Linked DNA regions of Mus musculus: region 1 is linked to region 2. A link is a loop called in an ENCODE intact Hi-C map of the cell type or tissue named here. Cell type or tissue: gastrocnemius. All regions are shown on one strand. Links, peaks and the distances in the headings refer to the core of each region. The heading gives the core; the rest is flanking DNA. Region 1 holds the start of Rom1 (rod outer segment membrane protein 1). Region 2 holds the start of Ubxn1 (UBX domain protein 1).

Region 1 (7,646 bases), core at 2,201-4,700, 58 kb after region 2:
GCGTTGTGGGTTTCCACACAGCATGGGAACCCAACAGGCCCTTTCCCTTGGACATGGCGGGATTTGCGGTTGCCCTGCCCTTGCTATTGGCTAAGCCCAATGCCCAGTTTGATGCTACTGCACCCCGGGGCCACCTGGAAAGTAGTCTCCTGAGCCACCTTGTAGATCCCAAGGACCTGGAGCCACGGGCTGCCAATTGTACTCAGGTAAGAGGATGGAGAAAGGCTCTGGGTTGAGCAGCTAACTGAACTGGGAATGGGTGTTTGAACCACGAGAAACCCTCCAGAGCTTGACCAACTTTGCTTTCACTCTATTAAAAAGGCTACTGAGAGTCAGAGTAGAGCCCCTGCCATTTCATCTTACAGACTAATATGAACCCATGTATATATCAGAGAGACAAGGAACACAGCTCCATTTTAGAGGCAGTAAAGTTCTCCCACCCCAATATTTTATACATTGTATACCAACACTGAATGTAGAAGAGGTGGGGTGGGGTGGAATCCATTTTAGATCTTAACACCCCAGAGCCCTGGTTATGGCTGGTCCTGACCCTAAACTCTCCTTCACAGGTACTGGTATGGCACACCCGGACAGAGAAACCTAAGATGAAGCAGGAGGAGCAGCTACAACGGCAGGGCCAGGGCTCAGACCCAGCCATTGAGGTGTGATGGCAACCTCACCCTGACTTCTACCTTATTTTAGGCACATACCTTGTGGGACTGGGCTCCAGGCCAGCCCAGGATGTGGTTTTTTTTTTAAAGACCTGACCCCTGAGAACCAGAGGCAGCCCCTCCAACCACAGGGTGTGTCCCAGTTGCTTCCCTCCCTTCCCCCAGCCTGCCATGTGGCACTGCCCACATGTTGGGGACAAGCAGCTTCTCTAGTGAGCCAGATCAGCCCCATCTGGGGCGGAGCAGGACAGATGGACTCAGAAAGGAGGGTAGCTGTGGGAAAAGGGTAACTTATTGGGGACAAGCATGCAGTGGGGGGCTAGAGGAGCTGGGCTGGACCCTCCCCACCTGAGCATGCGATCCCCTTCCTACCTCTAGAATAAAGAATCTCAACCCGGAGGGGCTTCATGGTTTCCTTCATTTGGCAGACCTACCCAAGAGATCAGGTACATGTTCTTACATAGGCTGGGTTCCTCCTCTGCAGAGTCTTTCAGGCTCCCAGCCAAGAGAGAGAGACAGAGACAGAGAGAGGAAGAGAGCGGGAGAACAGTGATTTCTGTCCACAAACTTTATTGTAGAATCTGGATGCTAGAAACATTCTCTAGTCCTTTGGTTGTCACTTCCCTGTCGCCCTCATCTGTTCTCAACCTTGGTGGTTTCCAACGAGACAGCTGGGTTCCAGGACACCTGGACTTCTCATTCCAGCCCAGCTCCGCTTGCTCTTAACTCCTATAACCCCAGGGACCTTTCCTTCCCTGAGTCTGAGTAACGAATTGTAAGTTTTCCACATTTGTCCATCTTTCCCCTTCCCACCCCCACCTCTTCAGGTTTCTAGGCCTCAGCTAGAACTTCCTTGGGAGGTTCTTCATCTGGTGGGGCCTCCTCAGGTGCTGGCTTGTGGGCAAGCCCTCCCTGTAGCCATGCAGTTTTCAGTATGTCTTTCAGCCCACCAGGAAAAAGATAGCCCTGGGCCTCTCCTTCCCCATCAATGACTCCTCCAAGGCCCTCCAGCGCTGTCTGCAAATACCGCAAACCAAGGAGCACTAGAATCTGTGGGGGGAAGCAAGTGCAAAGGGTGATTGTCAGTGGGTTTGGGGTCACAGAGCTGAAAGTAGGAGTCAGGGCCCTTAGCTGACTAACCTGCAGCAATAAGGTGACAGCCAGAATACTTCCCAGTGTGCCTGATAAACCCTGCAGGTGTTCCAGCAGCACTTCATGGCACCCTTGGGCCCAGAGGTTTAGGTTGGGCTGCCGAGGATCGAAGAGTGGATGGGCATAGGGGTCCGAGAGTTGGCTTTGCAGGCAAGGCCGGGGTGAGTGGGGATTACAACAGGAGAAGGGGACGCCATCAATCAGATATAAGCCTTCCACATTGCTCTGGATCCGGCTGCAAAGGCATAGACAAGATAGTCATGAGGCGGCAGAGAGGAGCATCTGAGAGCAGGGGCAGTTGAGAACAATGATTATACAACATTTACTGAGTTCTTCACTATTCAAGCTTGCATAATTCATTTATCTCCACAACTCTGTAAGATAGGAGTCTGTCTGGAAGATAAAGACGGGCATAGTTATCTCCATTTTACAGATGAGGAATGGGCCCACAGCGGTTTAGCAACATGCCCTGGGCTGATAAATAGAATTATAACCCAGCCTCTCAGCCACCGTGCTCTATTTATCGCACGTCCAGGTAAGAATCTCAAGGCTAAGGAGGAAGAGGAAGACAAAAGAAGCAAATCAGTCACTTACTCAACTACATCTTGGTCACTGGGGTCCAAGTAACGGTTGCTGACCCACTGAACACCAAACCAATCCTTGTAGCCATGGCGCCCGCAGCAATGGTACCTCAACTGCAACTCATCCATCAGACGTTTGGCCTGACAGCGTCCAGGCACCTCTGTGTCCTTGTAGTGAGCCAAGGCAGCCTCCAGGCCCTCCTCCAGTCCCTGGTTGAGACTTACTGGCAAAGCCAGGGCTAGCCCCAGGGCAAGGGTCAGCAGCCCCCCACCTGCAGCTGTGCCAACCGCTAGCAGTGGAGTCAAGACCCCTCTCCAGGGGGGGTATTGAGCTGCATCCAGACTTGCCCGGCTGGCTCCTGCGCCTCCTAGCCCTGTGCCTAGAGCCACCGTTCCCGCTGCCAGGGCAGTCTGGGGCAGAGCAGGGAATGAACAAGAGGGTGCCAGGAAGGTGCCAAGGTGCCCCAGCTGTACCAGAAGGTGCCCGCTACAAAGGAGGGTGAGGCCACCGACCAATGCCAGCAGCCAGGAGAGGAGCCAGATGCCCTGTGCCAAACGGATACGGGGTTGGAGGGGCAGCACCACGGGCAGCACCGGCGCCATCTCCCATCTCTGCCCAAGGGAGTGAGAAGCCGTCGGGGCTTGGGGTTGGCTAGGGCAGGCAGGATGCTGAGTCAGCCCAGCCTGGCTTCAACAGGGCTAATGCCACCCTGACCCCAATACCCTGGACATCCTTCCACTCTAGCCTTAATAACCCTCTGCAGGCTCCGATTCAGGATGCTTCTTAGCCTTGCCCTTTAGGAAAGGCCCCGCCCCCGGGCTTAAGGCCCATTTCGTGACCCCGCCCTGCCCTTTCGCGGAAGTGAGTTTGGTACGCTGGGCTTCAGGCTTAAGAGACCCAGATCTCAAGCTCTACGTCCCCTCCCAGGTCCTCTGGGAGCCTGCGGGCCGGAAGCCGGGCAAGAGCCTGGCGGGGTGAAGGGTCAGCCGTGTGTCCCCGCCTCCGGCCTGAGCCTCGGGTCCCGGACAGGGAAGGGTTACCTGGCGGCCCGCCCCCCCCCTCCGGCCCGCCTCCCTCCCGCGCTTGCTGGCGACTCCGTGTCCCGCGCCTGTTTGTGCTGCAGCGCAGGGGCTCCGGACGGCCCGTCACCGCACCCCGGGAGCCTAACCCCGAGAGAGTAAAAGAACCGGTTCCACAGCGCCCCCCTCTAACTCCTGACCCCCACGCTCGTCAGCGCCCCCGAGGGGTGGCACGGCTCCCCTCCGCGCGCGCTCGAGTGCTTCCTTCCCCTCTCCCTAGCCATGGCCCCCGCGGCTTAGACGCCTCCGACGACGCTGCTCGGAGCAACGCGGGGGCCGGATGGACGGGGCTGCGGGGCCCGGTGAGTACGGGGCGGGGCGGCCGGCGTGGCCTGGATTCCCTGAGCGCCAGCCGGACGGGCACTGCTAGTGCTGGACCGCTGTCTAGTGGCGTGCTCGCGTGCTCCTGCGCCTCGGGGGCTCTGAGCATCCTCCTCAGTTCTTCAGGTCGTCCAATTCTAGTTCCTAGGAACCCGCTACAGTCATTTTGGACTTCCTTAATGCCATTCTACTCCTTGGTTCCCTGTGCCCCTCTGAGTTTCCCTGACCACTGTGTCACACTGGGCCTCTTCCCCGGGAATTCCGGGTCTTCTTATTTCGGACTTCTACCCTTACCTTGGGATGTACACTGTAACAGCTCTCCACTGATATGCTGTACAGTCACCGGATTGTGTGCCTTACACCCCGGCCTCTCAGTCTGACTTTACTGTCCAGTTCACTTTCCTGTGTCTCTAGCTTGTTGGCTGTGTTTGCATTTGTAGAGACTTGCGCTTGCTGGTGGGGTGAGAGGGCTGCGTGCGGTTCCACACCAGTATTGCTCCTGTGTCTCTCTCTGGCTCCCACGTACCTCGGCAGTATTCCATGTTTCCCCCCCCCCTGGTATTCCATAATACTTTGTCTCTGTGGAGGCTGAGACAGCAGCAGGAAGAGTTTTGCCAGGCTCATTGCCTGTCCTGCTAGGAGGAGGCACTTTGGCCCCCTACCATCTCTGTCCACCTCCTCGCCGCTGGATGAGCTTTCGAGTTTTAGACTACTCGAAAGGGTTAGCTCTATTGAATGGTTGCATTGTAACATTGGGTGGGAGGACAAAACCAGCTCTGCCCTCCAGGTAGTGGCACTTTTCTGAGTGCTTCTTGCCCCTTTCCCAGGTGAGGGCCCTGCTCATGAGACCCTGCAGACCCTGAGCCAGCGACTTCGGGTGCAGGAAGAAGAGATGGAACTGGTAAAAGCGGCTTTAGCAGAAGCCCTTCGCCTGCTGCGGCTGCATGGCTCCACCACAACCCTGCAGGGCTCTGGCATATCAGCCCCGACAAGGAACAGGTATATATGCTAGCACACTCATTCTGCCTTCCTGGGAACTTTGGGGCATCAGGTTAATTTGCTGTCTCCTCAGCAGCATCACAGTCCCTCCAGGACTGCCACCTACATGCAGCCCTTCCTTGGTGACCAGAGGCACCCAAACGGAAGAAGAATTGGAGATTGTTCCATCCTCTGGACCCCCTGGCCTGAGCAATGGTCCTCCAGCTCTTCAGGGGGGCAGTGAAGAACCTAGTGGGACCCAGTCTGAAGGAGGGTGCAGCAGCAGCAGTGGGGCAGGCTCCCCTGGCCCCCCAGGAATCCTCAGGCCGGTGCAGCCTCTTCAGCGTTCTGACACGTAGGTATCCTGTGGTGGTAGCTAGGATGGATGGGAAATCTGAGAAACAGGCTTGATTTTTCACTTTTTCATTCTGTCCCACCAGGCCCCGAAGAAATTCTTCCTCCTCCTCCTCCCCCTCAGAGCGGCCCAGGCAGAAACTCTCCAGGAAGGCAGCTTCCTCAGCTAACCTGCTATTGCGGTCAGGGAGCACAGAGAGGTGGGTAAGCCTCACCTTCCTCCTTTAACTTGCTGTATCCCAGGCTTAGCTTCTTGACTTTCTCCATTCCTGGGTGGGGTAGGTGACCTCATTACCCAACAGGAAGAAAGAAACAAAGCATTCCTTGGGACTCCTGCAATGTTTGGGGCCCTGTGCTGCAGCTCTCCTCCATGTCATTCAGGCCCTGTAACATCTTTGGTGACTAGGTGGTCTCTCATGTTTTCTGTTGCACAGGTGAAGCAGGCTCAGAGAGGGCAGTCAGTTGCCTCAGGTCACAGAGTCAAGCTCTGGACCCGATTTTTCCTGATTCTGGTTCTGCTGACATTTTCATACCACAACATACCTTCCAAAATTCTAGGAGCTAAAAGCTCTGATGACAGTTTATTTAGTTAGTTAAGACAGGGTCTCATCACAGTCAGCTATTGGATGGATCACAGGGCCCCCAATGGAGGAGCTAGAGTAAGTACCCAAGGAGCTAAAGGGATCTGCAACCCTATAGTTGGAACAACATTATGAACTAACCAGTACCCCGGAGCTCTTGACTCTAGCTGCATATGTATCAAAAGATGGCCTAGTCGGCCATCACTGGAAAGAGAGGCCCATTGGACTTGCTAACTTTATATGCCCCAGTACAGGGGAACGCCAGGGCCAAAAAGTGGGAGTGGGTGGGTAGGGGAGGGCGGGGGAGGGTATGGGGGACTTTTGGGATAGCATTGGAAATGTAAATGAGGAAAATACCTAATAAAAGATATTAAAAAAAAAAAAAAGGACAGGGTCTCAGGTATGATAGTCCTTTCTTGGCCTCCAGAGTGTTGGGAAGATACCTAGCAGCTCTGGTGATCTTTCCCAGTGGCTATCCTCAGAGTTTCAGCCAATCCCCATTCCCTACAGAGTCCTGCTCTGCCTACTCCTGTAGCATCCTAGTGCCAGGAAGCCTGCTGGTGTGGGGTCACTGTCTTAGTGGACCTGAAGGTCTACTCCAGCCTTGTCCTTTCTCACCTTCTACTATGTTCTCTGAAGAGCTATTGTTAGCTTATCATCCAGTGATAGTGACCTCTGGAATTCAATTGTCACTTTCCTTTTGGGAGATTTTGCCTACCTTCCAGATTCCTGAAAGGCAGGTTGGTATATATTCTGACCTCATTTTACAAATATGGAAATAAAAAGGTCAGTAGAGGCCTAGAAGAAAGGGCACAGGCTATAGTTCTATGGTTCTGTTGTTTCACCTTTATATTGCCTTCCCTTTCTTCCTTCTTTCTTTCTTTCTTTCTTTCTTTCTTTCTTTCTTTCTTTCTTTCTTTCTTTCTTTCTTTCTTTCTTTTATTCTTTCTTTCTTTCTCTCTCTCTCTCTTTCTCTCTCTCTCTCCTTCCTTCCTTCCTTCCTTCCTTCCTTCCTTCTTTCCTTCCCCCCCCACCTCTCTTTCAACTAAAAGTCCCCATCTCTCTAGAGCCCTAACAGTGACCCCACATTAGCAGGCTGACTGGGAGGAACCTCCTGTCAGTATCTTTTTTTGTTTTGTTTTGTTTTTTGTTTTTGGTTCGAGACAGGGTTTTTCTGTGTAGCCCTGGCTGTCCTGTAACTCACTTGGTAGACTCAGAAATCCGCCTGCTTCTGCCTCCCGAGTGTTGGGATTAAAGGCATGCGCCACCATGCCCGGCTCCTGTCAGTATCTTGTCCCCACTTCTCTCAGGTCTTGACACTTGATCCTGGTCTTATACTTTTACCTCTTCTCAATAGCCGGGGGAACAAAGACCCTCTGTCCAGTCCTGGGGGTCCCGGATCTCGGAGGAGCAATTATAACTTAGGTATGTAACAGAGAAGTGGAGGGAAGAACTCGCATGATGGAATTAGTCAGGTACGGTGGGTTTGCTGCTCTGGCCTTCAGGAGGGAGGCTTATTTCCCTGCTTTTTCCTGTAGAAGGCATTTCAGTGAAGATGTTCCTTCGTGGCCGTCCCATCACCATGTACATTCCGTCTGGCATCCGAAGTCTTGAGGAGCTGCCCAGCGGCCCGCCCCCAGAGACCCTGAGCCTCGACTGGGTGTATCCTATTCAGTTCCGTGGGAATCACCCCTGCCCACAATGGGTCCCTTTCCTTCTTTACAGTTTCTTTCTGTGTGGGGGTGGACAAGGAATCCTGTGAATTATCCCATACCACCCTAATGTGGATGGTGATGCCAAGTGGGAGCTTTGCCGTTTTCATGTTCCCTTCTTCCTCTTCCTGTCCTTCATCTGGCCCTTTCCTTGACCATGCCCCTCAACACAGTTATGGGTACAGGGGTCGTGATTCTCGCTCTAATCTATTTGTG
Region 2 (7,646 bases), core at 1,851-4,350:
TACATAGAAGTCTCCATGTCTTATTTATATTGTAAGCAGTTCCACAAAACTCTGCTGTACTGTCCTGTTGCCTTTCTTCTGGAAGACTGAAGAGAATTAGCTTTAAAGATGCGGCTCTTGCAGAGGACCTGGGTTCCAGACCAATTAGGGCTATATAGTGACATCACATCACAAAAACAAAGGAAAACATAGTGCGACCATGTCTCAAAACAAACAAACAAACAAACAAAACAAAAAACAAAAGGAAAAAAAGAAAAAGAAGGAAAACAGAAAGCCAAGCATGGTAAGTCACACTTGTCATCCTAATACTGAGGAGGTGGAAGCAGAACCGCCATGACTTGGGTTAGCCTGAGCAGAACCGTCATGACCCAGGTTAGCCTGAGCAGAACCGCCATGACCCAGGTTAGCCCAAGCAGAACTGCCATGACCCAGGTTAGCCTGAGCAGAACTGCCATGACCTGGGTTAGCCCAAGCAGAACAGCCAACTGGGGCTGCATATGAGCGCAGAAGATCCTGGCAGTAGAAGAAAAATAAACAAAAAAAGCGCAGGTGGTGGTGGCTCACCCCTTTAATCCCAACGCTTGGAAAGCAGAAATAGGTAGATCTCTCTAAATTCAAGGCCAGCCAGGGATACACAGAAAAATCCTGTCTTGAAAAACCGATGAAGAGAAAAAAAGAGCCATGTAGGCGATCAAAGCTCGGTAGTCTAAAGAAATGAGAAATGCTATAGAGCTACCTAAGGTGAGGGAAGAGTCAGGACATTTTGGGCAGAGAGCCGGTACTGCAAGCCCAGAGGACCAAGGCCTGTTTTATATCATGTACAGAGTAGCTGGACAAGACATTGCACAGCAACACTAGCACGTACATACTGTCCAGCCAAGTATCACTGTCACTATCACTTATCCTGCTCTCAAACTAAAACCGTGCACCAAGATCCCTTTGGCAATAGATCCCCTTCAACAGTGTGAGCAGGTCCAAGTATGAATTATCTATGGCTCCTGATAAACACTGCTGTACACCTTGATTTCAAAAGTTGTTTTGGGAGAGGGGATAGATGGGAGACAGGGTCTTACTATGTGAATCTGACTGTCCTGGAATTCCCTCTGTAGACCATACGGCCTTGAGCTCAGAGTTCAACTGCCTTTGTCACCCAAGTACTGGGATCAAAGGTGTGCACTACCACATCCAGCCTCATTTTTCCTTTTAGTTATGATCACATTTATTGACGTATGATGGAAGTGGAGCCTGCATGTCATCCTTGTTGGTTAAGCGTCAGGGGACAAAAGTACTACGTGGAGAAGCAGGTTCTCGTCTTCCAACGAGGGTTGCAGAGATCCAGCTCAGGTGTCTTACCAACTGAACCATCTCAAAGGCCTAAGATTTGGGTTTTTGAGGTCTCATAGAGACCAGGGTATTCTGAAATCAAGATTTAATTTAAGGGCGGCTCAGTGGTTAAGAGCACTGGCTGCTCTTCCGAAGGTCCCGAGTTCAAATCCCAGCAACCATATGGTGGCTCGCAAACATATGCAATGAGACCTGATGCCCTCTTCTGGTGTGTCTGAAAATAGCTACAGTGTACTTACATGGAATAAATATAAATCTTTTTTTAAAAAAAGAAAGGTTTTAAGATAGCTGGGCAAGCCAGGCGTGGTGAGACACCCCTTTAATCCCATCACTCAGGAGGCAGAGGCAGGTGGATTTCTGAGTTCGAGGCCAGCCTCATCTACAAAGTGAGTTCCAGGACAGCCAGGGCTACACAGAGAAACCCTGTCTCGAAAAACCAAAAACGAAAAAAAAAAAAAAAAAAAAAAAAAAAAAAAAGATAGCTGGGCAAGATGTTTCTGGCCTTTGATCCCTGCACTCTGGATGGCAGAGGCAGACTGATATTTGAGTTTGAGATCAGTCTCTAAAGCCAGATCCATTTAGAAAGTTCCAGAACAGCCAAGGCTTCATAATGAGATCTTGTCTCAAAAAACAAAGACAGTGATAACAATGATGATGAACATAGACTCAAGCATGCTAGACCAAATCACCACTAGACCTACTCCCTAGACTCTGATAAATAACTTACTAATAATATATATAAGAGTTATTCTCCTCCCAACTTCTTTTACATACATCACCGATGGGTGTGGTGGCACACAACTTTAGTCCTGGCACTTGGAAGACTGAGGCAGGCAGATTTTTCTGAGTTTGAGGCCTGTCTGGTCTTGGTGCCAAAAGACAGAAAGAGAAGTAAAAGAGAAAACGGAAAATTAAAAAATGCAAGGAGGTGGTGGCGACACACTCTGATCCCAGTACTGCGCTCCGGAGGCAGAGGCAAGTGGATCTCATTGGATTGCAGGCCAGCCTGGTCTACAGCGCGAGTTCCAGGACAGCCAGGACTATGCAGAGAAATCCTGTCTCAAAACACCAAAAGGAAAGAAAGAGAGAGAAAGACAGAAAGAGAGGGAGAGAGAGATAAACTTTTACTGTTTATCATGAACGCCCCGACTCGTGTGCTTAGGTCAGAGGACAACTAACAGGAATCCTTTTTCCTCTGTGCTCAACCTCGTGGGTCTTAGGAATCGAACTCACATAATTAGGCTTGAAGGCAGGTGCTTTTACCCGCCGATCCATAGCCAGGCTCTCTTTTAGAATCCTAAAAGCCTGCAAACCGGCTCAAGCCTGTCTGGAGCTTCTTCCCCGTGGGTGGGTCTCCTTCCTGTCAGTTGTCCCTCCTCAAAGTCCCCGCCCACCAGGAAGGACATTTCTGGCTCTCTTCGGCACCCGTCCACCCTGCCTCCACGTGACACAAACAGACCGGGCACTTCCGCTTCCCCTCCGCTCTCCCCACTCACTGTCTACTCCCCCCTCGTCCCTGGGTCTCCCGCCCCGTGAGTTAGCGAGCGCCGGGAGGGCGGCGTCGCGGGCGGAGTCGCCCCGGGCTGACCCTTGCGGTCTTCCTTCTGGTCCCCGCAGGTCCCCGCGGAGGCGGAGGCGGGCGCCATGGCGGAGCTGACGGCTCTGGAGAGCCTCATCGAGATGGGCTTTCCCAGGGGACGCGCGTAAGGGAGCCTCCCCCTAGCCGGTGGTGGGAGGCCGCGGGCCTGGCCGGCCTGACTGTCACCATGGCTGGTGGGCGCTATTCACGGTGTTTCTGCCCCCAGGGAGAAGGCTCTGGCCCTCACAGGGAACCAGGGCATCGAGGCTGCGATGGATTGGTGAGCGGGCGACCCGCACGGGTGGCGGGAGTTTGGGAGCCGCTGGGCAAGGTGGCCTCCAGGCTAACCAACCCCTGCCTACTTTCTCCGCGCAGGCTGATGGAGCATGAAGACGACCCCGATGTGGATGAGCCTCTGGAGACTCCCCTCAGCCATGTCCTGGGACGAGAACCCACGCCCTCAGAGCAAGTTGGCCCTGAAGGTCCTGACTGGGAGACATCTTGTGATTCTAGAGACCTTGAAAGGGCCCCGAGAAAATCAGAATGATCTTATTCTAAATACTAATCCTGGTTGCTTGTTTGCAGGCTCTGGGTCTGCTGCTGGAGAAAGCAGACCCATTTTGACTGAAGAGGAGAGACAAGAACAGACCAAGAGGTGACTGGCAAGTTCAGTGTGTGTGTGTGTGTGTGTGTTTTGTTTGGAGTCTGCCTAACTCTTGCCCAGGCTGAACTCCGGATCCTCCTGCCTCCGCCTCCAGAGTGCTGAGATGTGGCCTTCACTGTGCCTTGCATTATTTTTTTGAGACGCAGTCCAGCTGTGTACCTCAGGCTGCGCTGGAACCCCGTATGCGGCCTAGGCTAAATTCGAAGCCACATTCTTCTAGTGCTGGGATTACAGGCCTGGGCCACCATAGCCCAGTGACACACTTTACCAAGGGTCATGGGTCATCTTCCTTCCTCTCAAATACAAACAAGTCTGATCATAGAACCTGACCTTTCCGGTTTTGAGGGTGTGCTGCAAGTCACCAGGAAACATCTCACATAGCTCAGGACTGGTCTCAAACTCCTGTGTGGCTGCAGATTCCCCTGAAATCCCAACTCTCTTGCCTCTCCTTTGCAAATGCAGGGATTATAGATATGCATCACTATGCCCTTTCTTTAAAAACAAAACCAACAACAACAATAAGAAAAACCCACGCTGGGCGTGGTGGTGCACGCCTTTAATCCCAGCACTCGGAGGCAGAGGCAGGCGGATTTCTGAGTTCGAGGCCAGCCTGGTCTACAAGGTGAGCTCCAGGACAGCCAGGGCTAAACAGAAAAACCAAAAAAAAAAAAAAAGAAAGAAAGAAAGAAAAACCCACAAGGGTCTATGCATGATATATTGTGCTCTACCTTTAAACTACACTTTTTTTTTTTTTTTTTTGGCTTTGTTCTGTTTTTTTTTTTTTCTTCAAGCCAAGAGTCTCTATCCCTGACTGTCCTGGAACTGGCTCTGTAGACCAGGCTGGCCTCAAACTTGAGATTTACCTGTCTCTGCCTTCTGAACACTGAGAATAAAGGCGTGCACTGCTACCACCTAGCTTGTCCTCTTTGGTTTTTCAAGATAGGGTTTCTTTGTATAGTCCTGGCTGTCCTGGAACTAACTCTGTAGACCAGGCTGGCCTCGAACTCAGAAATCTGCCTGCCTCTGCCTTCCAAGTGCTGGGATTAAAGGCGTGTGTCACCAGGTCTGGCCCTGCTTGTCCTCTTTATATTACTGTTTTGGTTTTGTTTCCTTTCCTCTGTCTTGGAGCCCGTATTCCCTTATTTTGTTAATTTCTCAGTCTAAACTCACCTTCCCACTCCATGTCCAACTTTACCTCTTTCTTCTCTGCAAAACAGAATGTTGGAACTTGTGGCACAAAAGCAGCGGGAACGTGAAGAAAGAGAGGAGCGAGAAGCTTTAGAACGAGAAAAGCAGCGGAGGAGACAAGGGCAAGAGCTGTCAGTTGCACGACAGAAACTGCAGGAAGATGAGATGCGCCGGGCTGCGGAGGAGCGCAGGAGGGAAAAGGCTGAAGAGTTAGCTGCCAGGTCTGAAGTCTCATTGGTCGCTAATTGGGAAAGAAATGAAGATTTGCCTTGTCCATGTCTGACCTATTTTCTTCCTGTCTCTATTCTAGACAAAGGGTTCGAGAAAAAATTGAAAGGGACAAAGCAGAGAGAGCCAAGAAGGTGGGTGATTAGAAAGTCTGGGTATAGTGGAGTATGTGGGTTAATTTCCTTAAAGTGTGCTTAGCATGATTTTTTTGAGGCAATTTTACTCTAGCCCAGACTAGTGTCAGACTCATAGTATTCTCCTGCGTCAGCCTTCCAAGTACTCTAACTAAAAGCTGTGAACTGCCAAACCTCTGTGTGTGTGTGTGTGTGTGTGTGTGTGTGTTTGGCCCATGTACTGGAGGGTGACCCTTTATACATGCTAGACTAGTGTGCTCCCTCTGAGGTAGTGTTCCATTTTGTCTTTCAGTATGGTGGTAGTGTGGGTTCTCGGTCATCCCCACCAGCAACAGACCCAGGTCCTGTTCCTTCTTCTCCCAGCCAGGAGCCCCCTACTAAGCGGGAGTATGACCAGTGTCGTATACAGGTACTGTTTTCAAGTGACCGTCTTGCTTCTGGAATCCCGTGTTGGCTTATAAAGTGCCAGACAGCCCAGAGCTGTTCACGCTTAAGTCCCCTTTGCCAAATCTCTCCCTTCTTTGTACATGACTTTTGAAATCCTATCTCCTCTACTCTTTGGAAAGATCAAATTTCACCTGCCCATCTTATTTAAATCCTTACTTCATCCTTACTAAGCAGTTTTAGATTCATTACACAGCTATTTTCATAATATGGTCCTCACAGTGACTTTTAAAAGTAATTCCATCTTGTCTTGTGAGGTATCGAATCCATTACCATCACCTGCTGCGGTGGAGCATGAGTGGTTGTTCATCGGGTCCTTTAAGTAGTATTTGTCCTGGTTCAGATGCTCCAAGGGAAGCAGAGCCAGCTCTAGTACCTCCTTTCCTTTCTTGGGTACTTCAGACAGGGTTTCACTACGTAGACTAGACTGGTCTTGACTTTTGAGCTATCCCTGCCCTCTGCCTAAGTGCTAGGATTACAGGCATGTGCCACCACTCTGCTCTATTTTATTCTTGGGCCTGGGTCCTGCTACACAGTCCTGGCCTGGAGTTCACTATGAAGATCAAGCTGACCTCTAGCTTCTGGTGATCTTCCTGTTTCTTCTGTGTGCTGTGACTATAGGCATTGCCATTATCTGGCCTCACCCTGCTTAGTCATAGTTCTGTTTTAAGACAGGGGCTTGTGTGTGTACCTGATGCCAGCCTTGAATTTGTTCTTCCAGCCCTGAAGCTGTGTAAACCAGGCTTATCTTGAGAAATCTGCCTGTGCTGTTAACCCTAAGTGCTGAGGCTTTAGGCATAAGCCACCCCATACTTAGTCCTCACTCAGTTTCAGTGCTCATAGTACTGCATCTTTCTCTTGCCTTTTAGGTTAGGCTGCCTGATGGGACTTCACTGACCCAGACTTTCCGGGCCCGGGAACAGCTGGCAGCTGTGAGGCTCTACGTGGAGCTTCACCGTGGGGAGGAGCCTGGACAGGACCAGGACCCTGTGCAGTTGCTCAGTGGCTTCCCCAGACGGGCTTTCTCAGAGGCTGATATGGAACGGCCTCTGCAGGAACTGGGTATGTTATGTGAGACCAGGAGTTAGCGCTTAAAGGAATGAGGGGCAGTTGGGGTGGATAGGGTGGGTAGTCAGTTGGGATAGAAGGGGTTTAATGGACTCATACTATAGAGTCCAGAAATTTGAAGGCCCTAAGTATCCTTGTAATTCAAACTCTTTTCCATCTTTAGGACTCGTGCCTTCTGCTGTCCTCATTGTGGCCAAGAAGTGTCCCAGCTGAGGGTTCTCCATCCCACCATCTCTTTCTAACCTCTTCATCTTTGATAAAGCACTGACGTTTCCTTCCTAATAAATAGACCCTTTGAGTTCTGTATATGCCTGGCTCCTTCCAGAACTGCCTTTCTGAGAAGGGCAATATGAGAAGATAAAGGGAGGGCAGTTAAAGTAGGACCTTTTCAGTTTGCAATAGGTTTGTCTAGGATTGACTAGCTGCTTAGCAGTGGGGGGATTTATATGGCACCTGTTATTCATAAGCATGTACAAGCACTCGAATTAAAAAAAATCTTAAAAGGTGTTTTGAGGGGCTGGAGAGATTGGCTCAGTGCTTAAAAGCTCTATTTTTAAGATTTATTTATTATATGTAAGTACACTGTAGCTGTCTTCAGACACTCCGGAAGAGGGCATCAGATCTCATTACGGGTGGTTGTGAGCCACCATGTGGTTGCTGGGATTTGAACTAAGGACCTTCAAAAGAGCAGTCAGTGCTCTTAACCTCTGTGCCATCTCACCAGCCCAAGAGCTCTATTCTTGAGGAAGACCTGAGGTCAATTCTCTATACCCACATGATGGCTCATAACCATTTGTAACTCCAGTTCCAGAAGTTGACACCTGACTTTCATGGGTACGTGATACACATATATACATGCAGCCAAAACACAAATGCATTTTATAAAAAATTTTTAAGCTGGGCGTGGTGGTGCATGCCTTTAATCCCAGCACTCGGGAGGCAGAGGCAGGCGGATTTCTGAGTTCAAGGCCAGCCTGGTCTACAAAGTGAATTCTAG

What was found. Hi-C counts contacts between places; a loop is a spot of excess contacts. Peaks named below come from ENCODE experiments on the same cell type or tissue, not always from the same donor. Only the 100,000 strongest peaks of a DNase experiment are listed, where the experiment ranks them.
Region 1: it touches region 2 in a loop (3-fold over the local background); 1 of 42 quality-filtered maps calls a loop at or near these places.

What each region holds. Positions count from the first base shown.
Region 1 is chr19:8,926,167-8,933,812 of GRCm38, forward strand. Rom1 (rod outer segment membrane protein 1) reads right to left here and starts at 3,190. Exons shown (of 3, transcript NM_009073.4): 1 at 2,418-3,190; 2 at 1,812-2,058; 3 at 1,216-1,721. The coding sequence starts at 3,007. The coding sequence ends at 1,503. Eml3 (echinoderm microtubule associated protein like 3) reads left to right here and starts at 3,528. Exons shown (of 22, transcript NM_144872.1): 1 at 3,528-3,786; 2 at 4,633-4,804; 3 at 4,878-5,138; 4 at 5,224-5,337; 5 at 7,076-7,143; 6 at 7,257-7,380; 7 at 7,604-7,646. The coding sequence starts at 3,765. B3gat3 (beta-1,3-glucuronyltransferase 3 (glucuronosyltransferase I)) reads left to right here. Exons shown (of 5, transcript NM_024256.2): 4 at 1-206; 5 at 570-1,070. The coding sequence ends at 668. In gastrocnemius, for the core only: a CTCF peak has its summit at 3,655; DNase peaks (open chromatin) are centred at 2,851, 3,285 and 3,581; H3K4me3 peaks cover 2,267 bases; H3K27ac peaks cover 2,373 bases.
Region 2 is chr19:8,868,710-8,876,355 of GRCm38, forward strand. Ubxn1 (UBX domain protein 1) reads left to right here and starts at 2,839. Exons shown (of 9, transcript NM_001362044.1): 1 at 2,839-3,047; 2 at 3,150-3,203; 3 at 3,299-3,405; 4 at 3,509-3,578; 5 at 4,805-4,996; 6 at 5,086-5,137; 7 at 5,430-5,546; 8 at 6,451-6,643; 9 at 6,813-6,957. The coding sequence starts at 2,989. The coding sequence ends at 6,862. In gastrocnemius, for the core only: CTCF peaks have their summits at 2,852 and 3,066; DNase peaks (open chromatin) are centred at 2,363 and 2,772; H3K4me3 peaks cover 2,399 bases; H3K27ac peaks cover 2,500 bases.